Linked DNA regions of Homo sapiens: region 2 is linked to region 1. The links are chromatin loops, found by intact Hi-C in ENCODE. Cell type or tissue: K562. All regions are shown on one strand. Each heading gives the region's core, and the rest is flanking DNA. Links, peaks and the distances in the headings are about the cores only. Region 1 overlaps PLG (plasminogen). Region 2 overlaps MAP3K4 (mitogen-activated protein kinase kinase kinase 4).

Region 1 (8,340 bases), core at 33-8,032:
AGACAAGGTAGCAATTTTGTGGTGTAATTCGAGACAAATTCCAAGCACTGAGTTTTTGACATCTTAAAGGCCGAACTAAATAGTAAAATCATCATCTTTTGGAACATTTTCTCTAAGTTTCAAAAGTGGTAGTAGACAACACAGGACCCTCTCTTTTCAAGAAAATATAAGCACTTTGTAATTATTTTGTTGGAGAAGTGATCAAACAGACTGGTATAGTTTAGCATCAGAATGAGATATTTTCTGAGAAAACCTTGATTGGGACAAATGGTTATTTGTCATTGTTATTCTGACTCCATGCAGTATGTTTAGAACATGATGCCATCCTTCCCATAATCATCATCATCACCATCACCATCTAAACCATGTAAAGTTTACTGAAAACCATAATTGTCATCACTGCTGAAAGGCACAAAGGTTTATTTTTCCATGTGAGTCTCTGTGTGTGCACGTGTGTGTGTGTGTGTATGTGATTGTATGTAGCAAGGATTACTGTCCTAAGTTGAAATGTTGCCTTCTGTCAGCCAGCTTCAGGACAGCTCCTCTGGGGAGCCTCCCATGACTAACCAACGGCCGTGGGGGTGACTTAAACATATGACTTTATTCTTCTTTTCCTCCTCCCTGCCTTCTCTCTGTAGCCAGCCCACAGGGTCTCTGGAGGTAGGGACAGTGTCCCATCTTTGGTACCATCCACCAATGCCTACAACAGTGCAGGGGCTGCAGAGGGTATTCAAAAATGCTTCTCTGTTGTCTCCAGCCCTTCAAGGTCTTCACAAATGTAAATGTTAATATTTTAAATAATTGTTCATACAATTATTAGTAACAACTGTAAGAGGAAATTCCTTCCCAACCAACCAGAGATTCTATGCTCTAGTGAATCTGGAACCTGGGTTTTCCAAATAACTTTACATTTGCCATGGGCTGTTCTGAGAATCTATCTATGGAAGCCTTTTTTTAAAAAAAGAAGCAAGGCATAGAATGCAATCATCTTCTCTAGTGCTGAGCTCAATTTCTGCTAGTATGCCTTACATACAGTAGACATGCATCGTTGTACTAAAAGAGTAACTACAGAAATGATGGTACCCTGCTCCTACTATTCAAAACAAAACTGAATGTTTCTATTTATTTTTGCTTATTATTATTTGTACTGTATATGTTGGTGGAAAGGAAATAGTTATTAAAATCATTCACCACCAGAGGCTCTAGCTTTCTCAAGCACGAGTCAAACCTGAATAAACCATATCCTTCTGCATGAAACAGTCCTCAGGATTTCCAAGTGTCTGATGGGAACGCTTCTCACCAGGCTTGGGGTTAACCTCACTTGTCTCACATCAAGGTTAGGTGGGGGACCTCACAGTCCTTTGGGAAAAATCTTGTTCCCATTCTTCCTTCTTTCTCCAATCTCTAAGAACCTGATTCTTGTACATCCTCAATGTGGGTGAGGACACCAGAATTGCACCTGGGAAACTACTGCACTTCCCTTCCATGGGAGTCAAAGGTGCATGAGTCCCAGGCACGGTAGTGGGGTCTGAGGCAAGAAAATCAGTCTGGGCTCAACTTCAAGGCAGCCTGTCAAGGATAGAGAGCCCGGGCAGTGAGAGGCAGTGGTGTGTACCAGATGGGGCCAGAAGTGGAGAACTGGAACTGACTCCATCGAGGGACTTTGAGTTAGAGGTGCCACCAAGATGCTTCTGCAGAAAAAGTCAGCTATCAACTCATGCTAAATCCAGAGATCACAATGCCGCATTACAATAATATTGGCCAAGTAGAATCTTTCATACCATCCTAACCCCTCCTTCCTCCCTCTTGGTGTCCCTAGGAGAAGCCCAAATGCGAAGCTGGGCAGTGTGGCTCCCATGATCTTCATCACTGCCCTGTACCACCTTCCCAGGCAATCTCAGGATGCTGGTCTTCAGTGGACTTGGAGGCCAAGCTCCTTCCCCCAGCTCAAGGTCCCTCCACATGGCAGACCCAACCACAAGCAACCAAATTATGCATAGGAGAAGTCCAGGGTGGTTTTCTGTAACTAGGACAAATTGATTGGTCAGCAGAATGTTAAATATGGGACAATTCCAAGTAGCTTCCTTTCTTTTTTTTTTTTTTTTTTTCAGAAATACCCATGGATTTGTTATTCCAATTCTTTAAGAACTAATGTCAACTCCCCTTCCCCTGATCCAAGCCTCATACTCCCAACAAGAGTCTCAGAGCAATGAGGATGGAACCCAACAAGCAGTCTCTAAGCTATGTCACTAATGTGACTTGTGAGTAGTAAACTTATAAGAAAGGCCATCTGGGGCTAAAGAGCTGCACTACCTTTCATTGAATTCCTAGGATGGCCATCTGAGGTTTACAATGTGCGTTACATGCTTACCTGTTTCCTGCTGTTTGTATTTTCTTTCTTACTTCTCAGCTGTGGAAAGGGAAAGTTTTTCATCCGAATGACTCTAAATTTTTCATGCATCCCACGCTAGACATGGCAGCATTCAGTGGGACCATCCTGGGGCTGACTAGATTACCTCTAAGCTTGCTCTTTGGGAATTTTACATTTATTTTATTTATGTGTGCCTGGGGCGATGGGCAGGTGTTCCTCTAACAAATGTGGCCAATAGTAGGGCAGATTCAAGATGCCCATGATGAAGAGTGGGGTCTGATGGAGAGGGCAGCTATCTCCTCCCCAGAAGCAGTCTGCTCAGAAGCCCTTTTCCTTTTTTGTTGCAAATCCATATTAAGTAAGCAGTTTCCTTACCAAAAAGAAGGCAACCTACCACACTGAGGGACATCACAGTAGTCGTAAAGTTTTCTTGGATTTGTCGTGTAGCACCAGGGACCACCTACATCACCATCAGGGTTACGGCAGTACTGAAAACAAGAAGGCATGTAAGCTCCAGCTCACGTGGGGCAGGAGAGGGAGAAGGTGTTCCAAGGCTCACGCATTTCATGTCTATCCTTAGAAGACATAAAGGAGTGTTTCTTTTTCCTTCCTTCTTTTTTTTTTTTTTTTTTTTTTCTGAGGTGGAGTTTTGCTCTTGTCGCCCAGGCTGGAGTGCAGTGGCATGATCTCAGCTCACTGCAACCTCCATCTCCTGGGTTCAAGCGATTCTCCTGCTTCAGCCTCCTGAGTAGCTGCAACTGCAGGTGCACGCCACCACACCTGGCTAATTTTTTTTTCTATTTTCAGTAGAGATGAGGTTTCACCATTTTGGCCAGGCTAGTCTCGAACTCCTGACCTCAGGTGATCTGCTTGTCTCAGCCTCCCAAAGTGTAGGGATTACAGGTGTGAGCCACCATGCTCAGCCTCTTCTTCCTTTCTATTATTATTATTATTATTTTGGCAAAGTTATTTTTTGAATGCTCTAAAGCCGTCCTTCCTGTGCCCCTGTTCAAAAGGAGCTATGAGGCCACACCCCTGGACAGGGAGTGGTGACCCTCGGGGGTCTTTGGAGAATGGGTCTCCCTTCAGGAGCCTGACCCAGTGGAGGCCTTAGAGCCCCAGCACCAAAGGACAGTGGGACATCATTGATGTGCATTGTCCCTGGAGGGCTCAGCGCTCTCCTACCCGATGAAGCCTGTTTGCTGTTGATTCAGAAACATTTATTTCCATGCATTGTGCGCCCTCTATGGGGCAAGACACAGAAAGGCAGTGTTGTCCTCCCCTTCATATGACACTGTGGTAGAATAAGAAACGTATATTTGGTCTCTGCCCCCCAGTTCCTGACACGGAGCTCCTAAATCCCTTGGGGGTTCCTGAGTGAAGGGAGCATCTTTTGTTTGAATGAAGCAACTCTTGGTGGGTTCTTGGATAGTCTCAGGATGGGGCTGGTTGCCAAAGGAACCAACCATGTGATTGCAGGGTTGGAACTGTTCAGCCCCCCACGTCCAACTTCCAGGGAGGGAACAGGAGCTGAAGGTGAGCTGGTCTCCAATGGCCAACGATGTATTCAACTGTGCCTCTGTAATGAAGCCTCCATAAAAACCCAGCAAGACTGCACTTGGAGAGCTTCTGGGTTGCTGAACACTTGGGGTACCGGGGGCTGGTGCACTGGAGAGGGCATGGAAACTCTGAGCCCCTTCTCACATGCCTTGCCCCGTGCATCTCTTCTGTCTGGCTGTTCACCAGGATCCTTTGTAATATCTTTTATAACAAATGGGTAAATAAAAGTAACGTGTTCCCCTGAGTTCTGTGAGCCACTCTAGCAAAGTAATCAAGTAGAAAAACAGATTTTTGTCCAGTTGGGCAGAAGTACAGGTCACCGCCTGGAACTTGGGATTGGCATCTGCAGTGGGGCGGTCTTGTGGGACTGAGCCTTAACTTATGGGATCTGACACTGTCTCCAGATAGAGTGTCAGCACTGAGTTACATTGTAGGACACCCAGCTGGTATCTGCTGGAGACTCGCTTGGGGTGTGAGGAGAAATCCCCCCACATCTGGTGTGAGAAGTGTTATGCTGCATGGGTGTGAGAGTGGGGGAACACAGACACTTTGGTTTTTCCTATATCTCAGTCTTCCCTATTCATAGGCCCCAAAGTAAACCATCGCAGAGAATGCATGAGGCTAAGGGAAGTCCCATGGTGACCTGATGGCCCATCCAAATTTTTTCTCGAAAAATCTGACTTAAATTTCATAAAGGGCATCTTTGATTACTGGAACCTAGCATACAAACACTAGAAACTAGAGACAGTCCCCAATAATGGAAACTTTAAAGAAATGTCACTAAAGGGAAGAGGCCTGAGAACCCTCACATGTGTGGAGGTTTCCTGGCCTGTGCTGCTTGTACTTTCCATACTAAGGCCAATTATATTCTAGCTTAGCCCCCTGATGCCTTTCCAATATTTTCTTCTGTCCCCTCTCCCCCATTACAAAAAAGAGCAGTCCAGGTCAGATTTTCTGTAACACAGAACCAATTCTGTTTGCAAAGATTGGTGAGCAAAAGGCCAAAGAGTCCAAATCAAAGTGGCTTACATTTTTTTCCAGACCCGCCCGTGGATTTGTCTCTGGAGTGAAAATGCTGTGTCTATGGGGCTCCTGGGCAGCCCAGTCCTGGCATGGCGTCCCAGTAACAGTGGTCGCCCTCTTGCCTCGGTATCCTTTCCCATTCCCAAACATACAGTCTGTACAGGGAAAAAATGGATGATTATGAAGAGCCACAGAGACCCAGGATGATATGGAATCAATACAGTCATGTCAGGTTTCTCTAGGATGACAGAATCAGGGGCCACATTCCTCAGAAACTGCAATGCTGAAGACTGCAATGAACGCTGCCTACCTTAAGAAATTACTGGAGATGCTTACTGGCTTGGAAAGAATCACACATATGGCAGCATGATAGAATACGAATTTGGACTGGGATACTGAGATAACCCATTTTAGAACAAGGTGAGTGGTTAAGTTGAGCACCTTGGAGGGTTTGCACCTGTCCTAAAGGCACAGCCCACTCACGTTGTGCCAAAAGTCACACCTCTGCCTCCTTGAGAGAGTGCACTGAGGCTTCCTTCCACATGGCAGACCCTCTAAAAACACTTGATTTCTCGTGTAGCATGGAAGGTTTCTGCATCAGTGAGATTTTCCATGGCTTTTCATCCCAGCGTCCAAGTGTGTAGATGTCCAGCCACAGATTTCTTACCTTCTTCGGAAGGAGTCTCTACATCTGGAAGCAGGACAACAGGCGGAGGTGCTACAACACTCGCTTCTGTTCCTGAGCATTTTTTCAGGTTGCAGTACTCCCACCTGACGCTGGGGTCTGTGGTAAAACACCAGGGGCCTTTATCGGCATCTGGATTCCTGCAGTAGTTCATTGTCAGGCCACTGGAAATTCCAAAACAATACAGGTCACAAGAGGTGGGAGAATATTCAGGGGCACCCAGCACCCTCTACATTTTGTTCTAACAAAGTGTTAACAAGTGGCTTTGAAATATTCCCATTATAGGTACAATAATGTTGTAACAAACAAAAATGGTCCTCAACTTCTAAACAACTGTGTACATTTCAAAGACAGATTTTAATTTTTCTTTAAAAAATCAAAAGTAGTATATGCTCCATATAAAAACTCAGATCATACATAAACATGTAAATAAAAGGATCAGAATATCCCCCTCCCACCTTCTGCCAAATACATTTCTCAGGAATAACAGGTACAGATTTTAAAGTGCATATTTTATATTTTTATGCACATAAAAGTATATCTCTAACTGTCTAGCTCTCTGTATTTCTCTCTATAGGACTGTATTGTGAAATGTGCATTGGAACTAAAATACATTTCTCCAAGGAGAAAATGACATCCAAGATGGTATCATTCCCAGGCCAGTCACCTTACTCTAAGTACTCACAGTGTAACTAAAGGGATCTACTTTTACTATGAAAAACAACCACGAAAAATAGTGTTACTGTCAATACCGTATCAGGTGTGTCAAGTGGGTTTGTTTCTGCAAGACGTATCAAAGCCACCCTGGGAAACTAGCTCCCAGGCAGGATGCCATTTCTCTAGGATGGGTTCCTGGGCAGGACATCCTCTCCTGCTCTCAATCCATCCTCTGCTGGCCACTGCCACTCCAGGTCTGAGGGAATGGGGGATGAGTTGGAAGAACAGTGGGACTCAAGATATAAAGGGAGACTATGGGATCTGAAGAGGTCGGGCAGCTACGGAGGAGTCCGAAAACAACGGAGTAATAGTCAAAGCAGGCGAGGACCCCGGGCTGGGGGGGATCTTGGAGAATGTGCTCCCCCTCATGCCTCCCAAGAATGTTGCTCCAACCTCTCAGAATCCTCACATTCATGACCTGTGGCTGTCTGAGAAAACGGGAAATGTATTATGTACCATGGGAATGCAACATTGTCTCTCTAGCGACTCTACACATGTGATCTAATCTCAAGCCCAGACACCCCATTTGAGGAAGTTCATAGTCTAAGCAACTGGATGTGTTAAAAGGCTGAGCATTTGAAACAGATTTCCACTCTCTTCAGTTGAGGTATACTTTTACATAGTGTGAAATGCACAGATCTTAAATGTTGTTTGGTGAGTTTTGATGATCACCTATACTTGTGTAAACCACACTCCCATATGATACAGAACACTTCCATTACTCTAGAAACACCCTGTGTCACTGCTCATTCAATTCCTGCTACCCTCTTCCCACTGCCAGAGGGAAATACTATTGGTTTCCTTCACTAAAGATTAGTTTTACCTCTCCTCAAACCTGATATAAATGGGCTCATACAGAATGTACACTTATGTATCTGCCTCCTTTCCTTAATATATTTTTGAGTTCCATCCATCCTATTTGAGAGGATCAGTCACTTCTTCATTTTAATTGCTTAATAATATTCCATTATATGAATAGATCACAAATTATCGATTCATTTTCTCATTGATTGACCTTGTAGTTGTTTACAGTTTGGGGTTATAATAACTAGAGCTGCTGTGAATATTCTTGTAGATCTCTTTGTGGACTTCTGTTTTCATTTCCATGGGGTAAATATTCAGGAATAGAATTGCAGTTTTTTGGGGTAGACTCATAGTTATTTAACTTTATGGAAAACCAGCATACTGTACTTTAACCAGCGTATGCGAGAGCTGCACATCCTCGCTCCACATCAGTGACAGCACTTATTGTTGTGTCTTCTTAATGATACCCATGCCCATTAAGTGTTGGTGACATCTTGTGATGGTTATAATTCTTATATCTTTGATGGCTAAAATGTTGAGCATTTTTTCAGGTGCTTATTGTCCATCTGTCCATCGTTCCCTGAGAAATTTCCTATTCAATTCTGTTGCCCATTTTAATTAGGTTGTTTGTCCTCTGATTAGTGAGTGGGAGAAACGTTTATACTCTAGATACAAACCATTTGTCAGATATATGGATGGAGAGAATTTTTATTCCAGTCTGTTACTTACCTACTGATTTCTTAACAATGACTTTTGATGAACATAATTTTCATTTTATGAAAGCCCAAATTATAATTTATTTTCTTTTAAAGCTAGTGTTTTCTGGGTCCTGCCTGAAAAAAATTTTGCCTTCCTCAAGTTTGTGAAAATATTATATATTTTCCTGGAATTGTTTTATTTCAGCTTAAGTTTTAGCTCTTACATTTAGATCTAGGAGCTTTTGCACATTAATTTGGGATGGAAAGTAGAAGTCAAAATTTGTTTTTATTTTTGTTTTCTAGATGGATATCCGATTGTTTCACAATGATTTTGGAAAAGATGTTTTTCCCTGTTGAATTTCCTTGTCACCTACCTAGAAACTAAATTGATCATGTATATGTGGATCTGTTTCTGGACCATCCATTTCTATATCTGTATACTTTTTTTTCCCAATACCACATATCTTGTTTACTGTACCTTT
Region 2 (8,340 bases), core at 172-8,171, 370 kb before region 1:
TGGCTCAAGCCTAGGAAAACTCCCCCACTTGAACCCTCAACACACACCTACTCTGTCACCAGGCTTGTCAGTGGTTGCACCAAAGTTGTTTCTTGCTGCCATTACCTCTTTTAAATCCCACATTAGTCCAGTATCGTATTATTTATACTGAATTTCTGCAATGGCATTTTAACCAATCTGCCCACTTTCTCCTCAATTCTGGCTAGCAGACTATACTATCTCAGCGTCTTACTCATCCCCAGCCTCCCACATCCCAAACACACCAGCTGCTCAAGAGCCTCTGGGGCTGCCCACCACCTCTGGGCAAAGCCTTCATTACTTAGGCAGTCACTGATGGCTGTCCATGATCTGATCTCCCCTCACTCTCCAGTTTCTCCTGCATTGGCATCTGCGCCCAGTGGCTCTCCCCTGTAGTCACGAGGCCTCTGGGTGCACACTTCCTTCTATTCCTTGCCTCCTGGCTTGCTGCAGACCTGCCATCCCTTCAAAGGGCCAGCCCAGTCTCCTCCCTCCACAAAATCCTTCCAGACATCTCTAGGCCTTGGAAGACAAATACTCTTCTGGTCAGTCACACAAAGTTCAAAGGGAAGCTGCCATGGAGTGCGCTAGACTTGAGACAAGTGCCTTCTGGTCCTCACCCTCTCATTTACTACCTTGGCCAAATTATTGGGCTGCTTAGAAACTATCATTTATAAAAAGAGAACATCTATTTTGCCTACTGCTCAATATTGTTGAGCAAAAAAAGACATGAAAGCATTTTATAGATCATTAAATACTAGACCAATGATTTTTCTGCTATTTGTTCTTTTGATAATATTAATCACATGCTTCGTAAGTTCTTTCCCTCAATGTCTAATTTATGAATGGTTATTTCACAAATGTTTATTATACTCCTACCATGGACAAAAAATTATGCTAAGTTGCTTTAAGAATATAAAGATGAGTAAAACATATTATAGACCCAAAGGAGCATGTAGTTTGTTACTAGAAATAGGAAATGTACACAAACACAGTACATGATAGAAAGTGATGTCAGAGCTGTGAGATCACAAAATAGTAATGGAGGAGGCCTAATAATTCAGAAGCTAAATCAAGTTTTACCTGAAACTGCTCCCCTTATGTGTAATCGTGTTTTTTTTTTTTTTTTTTTTTTAACTTCAACACTCTTTCTCTCACCTTTACTCTGGCTGATTAGTGTCCGAAGTTCCCAACTTCTTCTTGTGGACCCACTTGAATCTCCTCTTGGATATGCTGGTTCTGCAGGAAGTTATTTTTATACAAATTAAGATTTATGAAATAAATATGCTTATTTGAGAACAACTGAAAGGAAAGGTAATGGTTAAAAGCAACCTGTTTGCCTTTCTGGTTATTAATTTTTAGTGTGTTTGATGTAGGTGTGAGAAACTATCTTTGCAATCAATTCTAAAAATTGCACCAACTAAGAAGTTAATGGGGTTACAGGATTTTAACTACACTCATCTTTTCACGAGTAACAGACAACAGAATACTGTGCAAAAAGTGGATTCCTTAGGGACTTCATTCAAGATGTTAGCTTCAGGAGCCCCAGCCCTACTCCAATGGAAGCAGCAATGTGGTTCCTGAGGGCTGCATTATAAATAAAACTTTCACATACGATCAACAAACACAGTGTCACTTTTGTATTTTTTAAATGAATAAAAGTATTCAACAGTTAAAATATCTAGAATAATAATATTTTTAAAGCAACAAAAGTAGACCTATAAAATGCTAACAGGGCTAAAAAGGCATCTGTATTAAAAGGCCAATGTGCTCAGCAGTAAGTCTTCTCATAAAGCTCTGTGCTTCTTACTCTTCATTCCTTTAGAAAGGACCAAAAAAAGGAATCTTCAAGGAATCCTCATAAAGGCATTAACAACAGAAACTGGTGAACTGAGACAAATGATTAGACTGGTTGTGAATGCAGCTAACACCTTAAAACACTCACCATCTCGCTCCTCCGTGGGGCTTGAGTGACGACTCAGGGACCTAAACTGCAATTCAGCAGCTATGGAAGCCAATCGATCATTTTCAGGAACGCTGGAACCCCTGTTTTAATATTTTTAATAATTGAGCTATCAATTCAATAGAACTTAAAATGAAAGATCTGCGAGATTTTTCTAGAGCAATAATTCTCAACTGGGGGCAACTCTGCCTGCCAGGAACAACTCTGCCTCCAGCAATGTATTAGACACTTTTGGGAGGGTGCTACTGGCATCTAGTGGGCAGCGGAAAACGCACAGGACAGACCCACCAGAATCAGCCCCCTAAGTGAACAGCGCTGCTGTGGAGACCGTCCTCTGGAGTCTGTTAGAGCTCTAGAGTCTGGAAGGAGGGCTCCATTTTCATCTCTCCATAGCCAACACCCGAGCCTGAGAGCACCTGCCTGCATAAAACCTTGTCTTATATTAACAACAGAAATAAAAACACAACACTATTGAAATGTTACTGACATGTGAAAAGCTCCATAACTTAAGCCCAGGGTGAATAAAACTGTTATTAACCAAATCTTGCTGATCTTTAAAGTTACCATCAAATTATATTTATGTACTTAATTACATTTAAAGTACTAAAATCATTTCATGGTCCAAAAGATTCCAAATCTCTCAGTAAGAAAATGGAAGGGAATACCTAAAGGTTTCTCAAGCAGTAGCCAAGCAAAAGTGCAAAAGAGCAGGAAGCTTAATATATTAAAGAACAAAGTTAATGAGGTGCTTTTCCAGAATAAAGTGAAATGTTCAGCAACCAGAATGAACCCATAAAGAGTAAAAATTAAAACTAAATAGGGAATGTGTTAAAATTGTAATTCGAATAATCAAAGAACCTCAAATAAATATGGCATTAGTTTATTAAAGTCATTTAGTATATATTTTTAAGTGAATGGTATAATGAAGTATGGTAGCATTTATGCTCTTATTATACATTGATAGGTTGAAGGCAACATGATCTATTGCACAGACATTTACAAATTATAAAATATGCATTTTTTTCTGGTATTTCCCTAAGCCCTCAAATCTAGTATAGCACTTGTTAAGTCTGAAGTGATGGGGACATTTCTACTGCCATATAGTTCATAAAAAATTCGGCACTATCTGACGGGAAAACCACTGGTGTTGAAGTGAGGAAGCCTACTCCACTCCTAAGCAGCAACAAAGACCACTGGTGAGACCAAGAAGTCACTAAACACCTCTAATTTTTCCGATTTCCCACAAGTGAGACTAGCCAATTCCATGTCCTTAAGAGATTTTTGCACGGGTAAAAAGCAAGAACATATACTCATGAAGTGGCATATTGGGGAATGTTGAACGACTAGCTCTGGTGGGGGATGTCGGGGATGGGGAGGTGGGTTGTAGAGTTTGCCAATTTCTGTGGTATAACAACTTGCAAAATTTCTCAAACATTCGCCATCAGCTCTTGAGAGCCAGCAGGAGCAAGCCTCAGCAAGAGCACCACTGCAAAGTGTTTTTACAAACGATGATAAGATAACTTAAGCCCAGAACAGATATTTCCTAGGTCAAGTAAAATCAATTAAAAATACTTATTGAAACCTCTAGGGTCAAGTGAAGTTGAACTTTGATGTATCTGTAAGACGGGCAAGGGCTACACCCCATGGCTGTGGCAGGGATGCACACACTGGTGTCATTCTGCCTCCCCGTGGCACATTCACAAACCCACAGCTGTGTTGAGACACAAGCCCTTGGGTATGTGAAGTCTGCCTCGGGAGCAGTGGGCCGAATCCACCAGTGACTCACGGGCCCATGAACCAGGCTCACTGTGAAGGCACTGAGGCTTACGCAGGGCTTGAATGCAGGAGGGAGTCTGGTAACCACCCCACACCTCTTCACGTGGCTGTGCTCTTCTCTACCTACCATCTCACACACACAGACGGTCATAAAGTAAACGGGAATCCTGAGTAAAAAATGTCCTTCAAGATACCATGCTATGATACTATTAAAATTTCTAAACATCAACGATTGTCTAAGTATGTACAAACTTAAGATGAATACTTATGAAATGCTACTGATAAGCGTTTAAGATGAAATGCTGAAAAACTGCTTCTGCAAAGACTAAACTCCATGAAAAGGGTAACTGTAGTATTTAACTCTTATACTAAAATACACATAATGTACCACACCACCAACTTACAAATGCCTTAAAACACAGTGCATCAACCTTTAAAAAGAGGGAGGTCACTCCCTATTGTCCAGTTCGGGAGCAGTCTCATGTGAACATGGACACAGCAGGTGTGGGATGCAGGGGGCACAGGGTGGCCAATGCCCTCCTCAATTATGACTGTGTTTTAGGCCAAATCACTTCTCTTCAGTCTGTACTGTATGAATAAAGAAGACAGTTTTGGCAGCCCTCACAGGGATATAAAAGCATATATGAAGATATTTGCCATGAAAAGCTCTAAACGTAAAAACTAGGAAGCTAAATGGGAATTTGTTCAATGTTGTTAATTTTTTTAGTTGACTGCTTAAGCTGTAAAATGCTTTGGTACTTTTTAGGTTATAGACATTTCTCACTAAAATTTAGAAGTATTAATTATTTTAATGAGTGAAATGACTGCAAATATTTGTAGAAATTTTAGACTGTTACTAAAGTAAGTGTAAAAACATTTTAGTCTGTTTTAAAATCTAAAGCCAGGCATCATCTTCCTGTTAACTCTACTATTTTCTCCTCGGGGCTGAACACAGAGCCCTGGGTTCTATCAGAAGTTGATCTTTTTAGATCACATACCCCCAATCTACATAGTTTGGTTTGACTTGCATTGGAAGATGGGAATACTGACAGCGTTCCTCCTACTTAGGTACAAGTGTGAAATTGAGAGAGAACAACAGCTCTTCCTCCACTTAGGATAGGAGAACATGATGAAATCCTCTGCCAAAATATAACCAGAATGGGAAAACCTACAAGACCCTCCTTACTTACACAAAAGACAATGCGAGACTTAATTGTTCTGGGGCTTGCCAAGTTGTCTGAGAGTTCTCTCAAGTACTGATCTGTTCTCCATATGACATACAAACCCCATGAACTCATTTTTCCACTTCTATAAACTACTTCTAATCAACAATTATTTAAAATAGAGTATTTGGCTAGAAAACTGATCTTCCCAAAAAATAAAATGTTACCACATCAGATCATTAACTAGATGCCATCTTTTAACCACCTTGTGACTCCAGGCTCTCTCTGTGAGGCAAAATGCTCATGTCCCCTTCTGTTGTGGACCAGTCCTTTCCTATGATACTCCATCAAGTTATTCTTCGCAAAGTCTTTAGTCATTTTGGCTAATATCAGCTCCAAAGAAATACTGACATCAGACAGTTATCCATTCGTGTTGGTCAGTGCCAGAGCCTCTGGGCCGTGACAACCTGCGGAAGGCCCTAGAGCATCACTCACACGCCACAGCAAAGAAGCCCAACCACAGCCGGCACACACCCTAACACTATGGTTGCTGTGTAAGCGCATGTAAGGGGTGGTGAGGGTACGGGACACTGGTGGGGTGAGACTACCTGGTATCATGGGCACTGCTGATGGATTTGGGCAGCACAGAGTCACCACCAGAGGGGCTGGGCCGACTGGCAGCAACAGCAGCAGCAGCAGCAGCAGCAGCAGCAGCAGGGCTGCCATGGCTCCGCGCGTCGGAAGGCATGCTCCGAGTGCTAAGACAAGAAGAAAAGCTTCAGGAACACATGTGAGAAGAGGGAACGGACTTGAAAATTGTTTTCAATTAAAAATAAAATATGGCAAGGGGGTGAAATATATTTAAAAATATAAAATGCAAATTGTTCTTTGAGATTTGAGTCTAGGTGTAAAAAAGAAAAAACCTAACTTCAAAGCTTTTCTTTTTTTTGAGACAGCATCGCACCCTGTTGTCCAGGCTGGAGTGCAGTGGCGCAATCATAGCTCACTGCAGCCTTGACCTCCTGGGCTCAAGTGATCCTCCTTGCCTCAGCCTCCTGAGTAGCTGGGACTACAGGCACGGCCACCATACCCAGCTATTATCTTTGTTGTATTTTTTGTAGAGATGATGTTTTGCTACGTTGCCCAGGCTGTTCTCCTGGGCTCAAGTGATCCTCCCGCCTCGTCCTCCTAAAGTGCTGGAATTACAGGCGTGAGTCACCGCACCCCGGTCCCCTCAAAGCTTTAAAAAAAAAACAAAAAACTGTGGTCCTTATCTAGCAAATATTGTCAAATAAAATTAAACTTTTAAAAACTGATTATACAGGCGAGAGAAGGTGCTCACTACCTCAAGATGCAGAAATGCCACCACATTCAAGGCAGTTATCGTGAATGTACTATAGTTTCTGAATTCACTTAGTGTTTAAGTTGCTTTGTAATTACATATGCAGATAAAAATTGAATCTGGAAAGCTCATTCCAGTTTTTCTCCACTTTTAGTGATATTTAGTATGTTTTCAAATGTTGACTACACTATCCATATTCAAATTTGTTTTCTGAAGGTTATTTTTCAAAGGCAGGAAAGGAAAAAATGACTCCACAGCCAGAAAGCATGTAGTAGCTTGAGGTTATAAATAAGCTGAGAAACGAAGTTATCTTGAAAGGCACAGGTCTGTTTTAAATTTGCATGTCTTTTTCTTTTGCGACTAAAGGTTTCAAGATAATGCAAGTAAGAGCTTTTACGTACGAACAATGCAGAAAAGGTATTTAGCTCTCAGAGCAAGCATCTAGTAGTTTCAAAAGTATGAGCATGCATATCGGAGGGCACTCTGTAAAGCAAATGACTAGATAAGCACCAAATACCTGAATCCCTCTGGAGTGGGGATAATGAGGTGTGGGTTAGGAGGGTCACTATGGCATCGAGGTACCTTCATAGGACGGGGGCTGTTCCGATGAATGGCTGCCAGCAAAAATGGCAACAAATGCAACTTGTTAATATGGTCCACAGAAAATCATCAAACCAAACAGTCAAATGGAAAATAGAATGTCACTTATTCTGGCCAATGACCAAGGTAAGTCCATTTATATAAGTAAAAAATAATATTACATATACAAATATTATGGAAAATGTCACTTTTTAAAAGTCAGTAAAGCCCTATTATATATTAACAGTTTTCTCCATCAAAAAACATTTTTAAAAATCCTGGAGTAAAACATACATAATGTAAGCTAAACAAATGATTTAACCCATTTTAGAGATACATGAAAATGTGGTATCTCCCTAATAAAAAGGAGTTCTTTATGTTGTCTACACGTTAAAAAGATTGTGGTCACTGGCGACATTTCAAGAGGTCCTGCCTTTGAGGTCACTGTCATTGTCCTGAGTGCATGGAGTTTTATTCAGTTCCTTTAAACCAGATCAGGTAGATTTAACTGAGTCATTTTTTTCAAGAGCATGTTTTCTTCTCTTTTTCTTTTATTCTGGTAATAGGTAAATATGAATAAAATTTAAAATAAAAATTTAAAACTAGATAAAATTTAAAATTAGAGATCTTACCTAGTGATTACAAATATGCTGATAATTCCACTTTCCCAATAACTAGATGTCAGTATTAGTGGACATGCGTCATATTTTGCCTACTCTCCGTAACATGCTTTTCTCTTCTTCACTTTTACCACTCTGTTTTAACCCTCCTTAGTATTTTTTTAATGTCATAGTTTCTCTTCATGTTAATAATTTTAGTTTATATATGTTTTATCCCAAATAGGTTTTATCCTAAATGGAAATCCTGTTTCTTCATGATTTTGTTTCCTATTAATAAGGGGAAACAAGAGAGACAGAAGTAGTAAAAATGGAGAGATCTGAAGTTCCCTTACAGAACTTACAAAACAAAACTTAAGGGATTGTTAACAAAAAACCCTCAGGCAATTTGTGTCTCTGATTCATTATCCTAGCTATTACAATGGCAAATGGAAGAAATTCAATAGTAACAAATGGAAGAAATTCAATAGTAACAAAGGTTAAAAAAAAACAAAAGATTTGGTGAGTCTTTAATTGAGCAAAGATACTGGGAACTAGTCAAAAATTAGTAAAAATTTTCCTACAAATAAAGACATTCTGTTTAAAAAACCATGTGCACATGTTTTGCATGAAACAAAACAATTATTTTAATAGTAGGTATATGTAACACTGCAAAACTTTCCACTTCATTGGAAAGAAAATTCAAATAGCTAATAAGCAAAATGGATGTTCAAATTTCACTACTGGTAAACACTGATTATAGAGATGCTTTTCACAGCCAAAACAAACAAAAGCCCATCAAAAAATGGTAGAAAGAATTACAGTACATTCATGACGGCCACAGTGTGGCCAATGAAAAGAACAAGTGAGATCAATACCTGTTGACTTGGAGACATTTCTCCA

What was found. Peaks named below come from ENCODE experiments on the same cell type or tissue, not always from the same donor. Only the 100,000 strongest peaks of a DNase experiment are listed, where the experiment ranks them.
Region 2: it touches region 1 in a loop (2.6-fold over the local background); 3 of 110 quality-filtered maps call a loop at or near these places.

What each region holds. Positions count from the first base shown.
Region 1 is chr6:160,728,514-160,736,853 of GRCh38, reverse strand. PLG (plasminogen) reads right to left here. Exons shown (of 19, transcript NM_000301.5): 11 at 5,622-5,803; 12 at 4,961-5,109; 13 at 2,766-2,859. Among named protein-coding and RNA genes, the nearest start is that of PLG, 30 kb to the right of the region's middle. RefSeq lists a silencer at 3,586-3,665. In K562, for the core only: CTCF peaks have their summits at 3,623 and 5,730; DNase peaks (open chromatin) are centred at 3,593 and 5,723.
Region 2 is chr6:161,095,616-161,103,955 of GRCh38, reverse strand. It overlaps MAP3K4 (mitogen-activated protein kinase kinase kinase 4), which reads right to left. Exons shown (of 27, transcript NM_005922.4): 16 at 6,780-6,876; 17 at 5,529-5,678; 18 at 1,964-2,064; 19 at 1,177-1,257. Among named protein-coding and RNA genes, the nearest start is that of AGPAT4-IT1, 62 kb to the left of the region's middle. In K562, for the core only: CTCF peaks have their summits at 2,245 (motif pointing left) and 3,663; no DNase peak of the experiment used is centred there.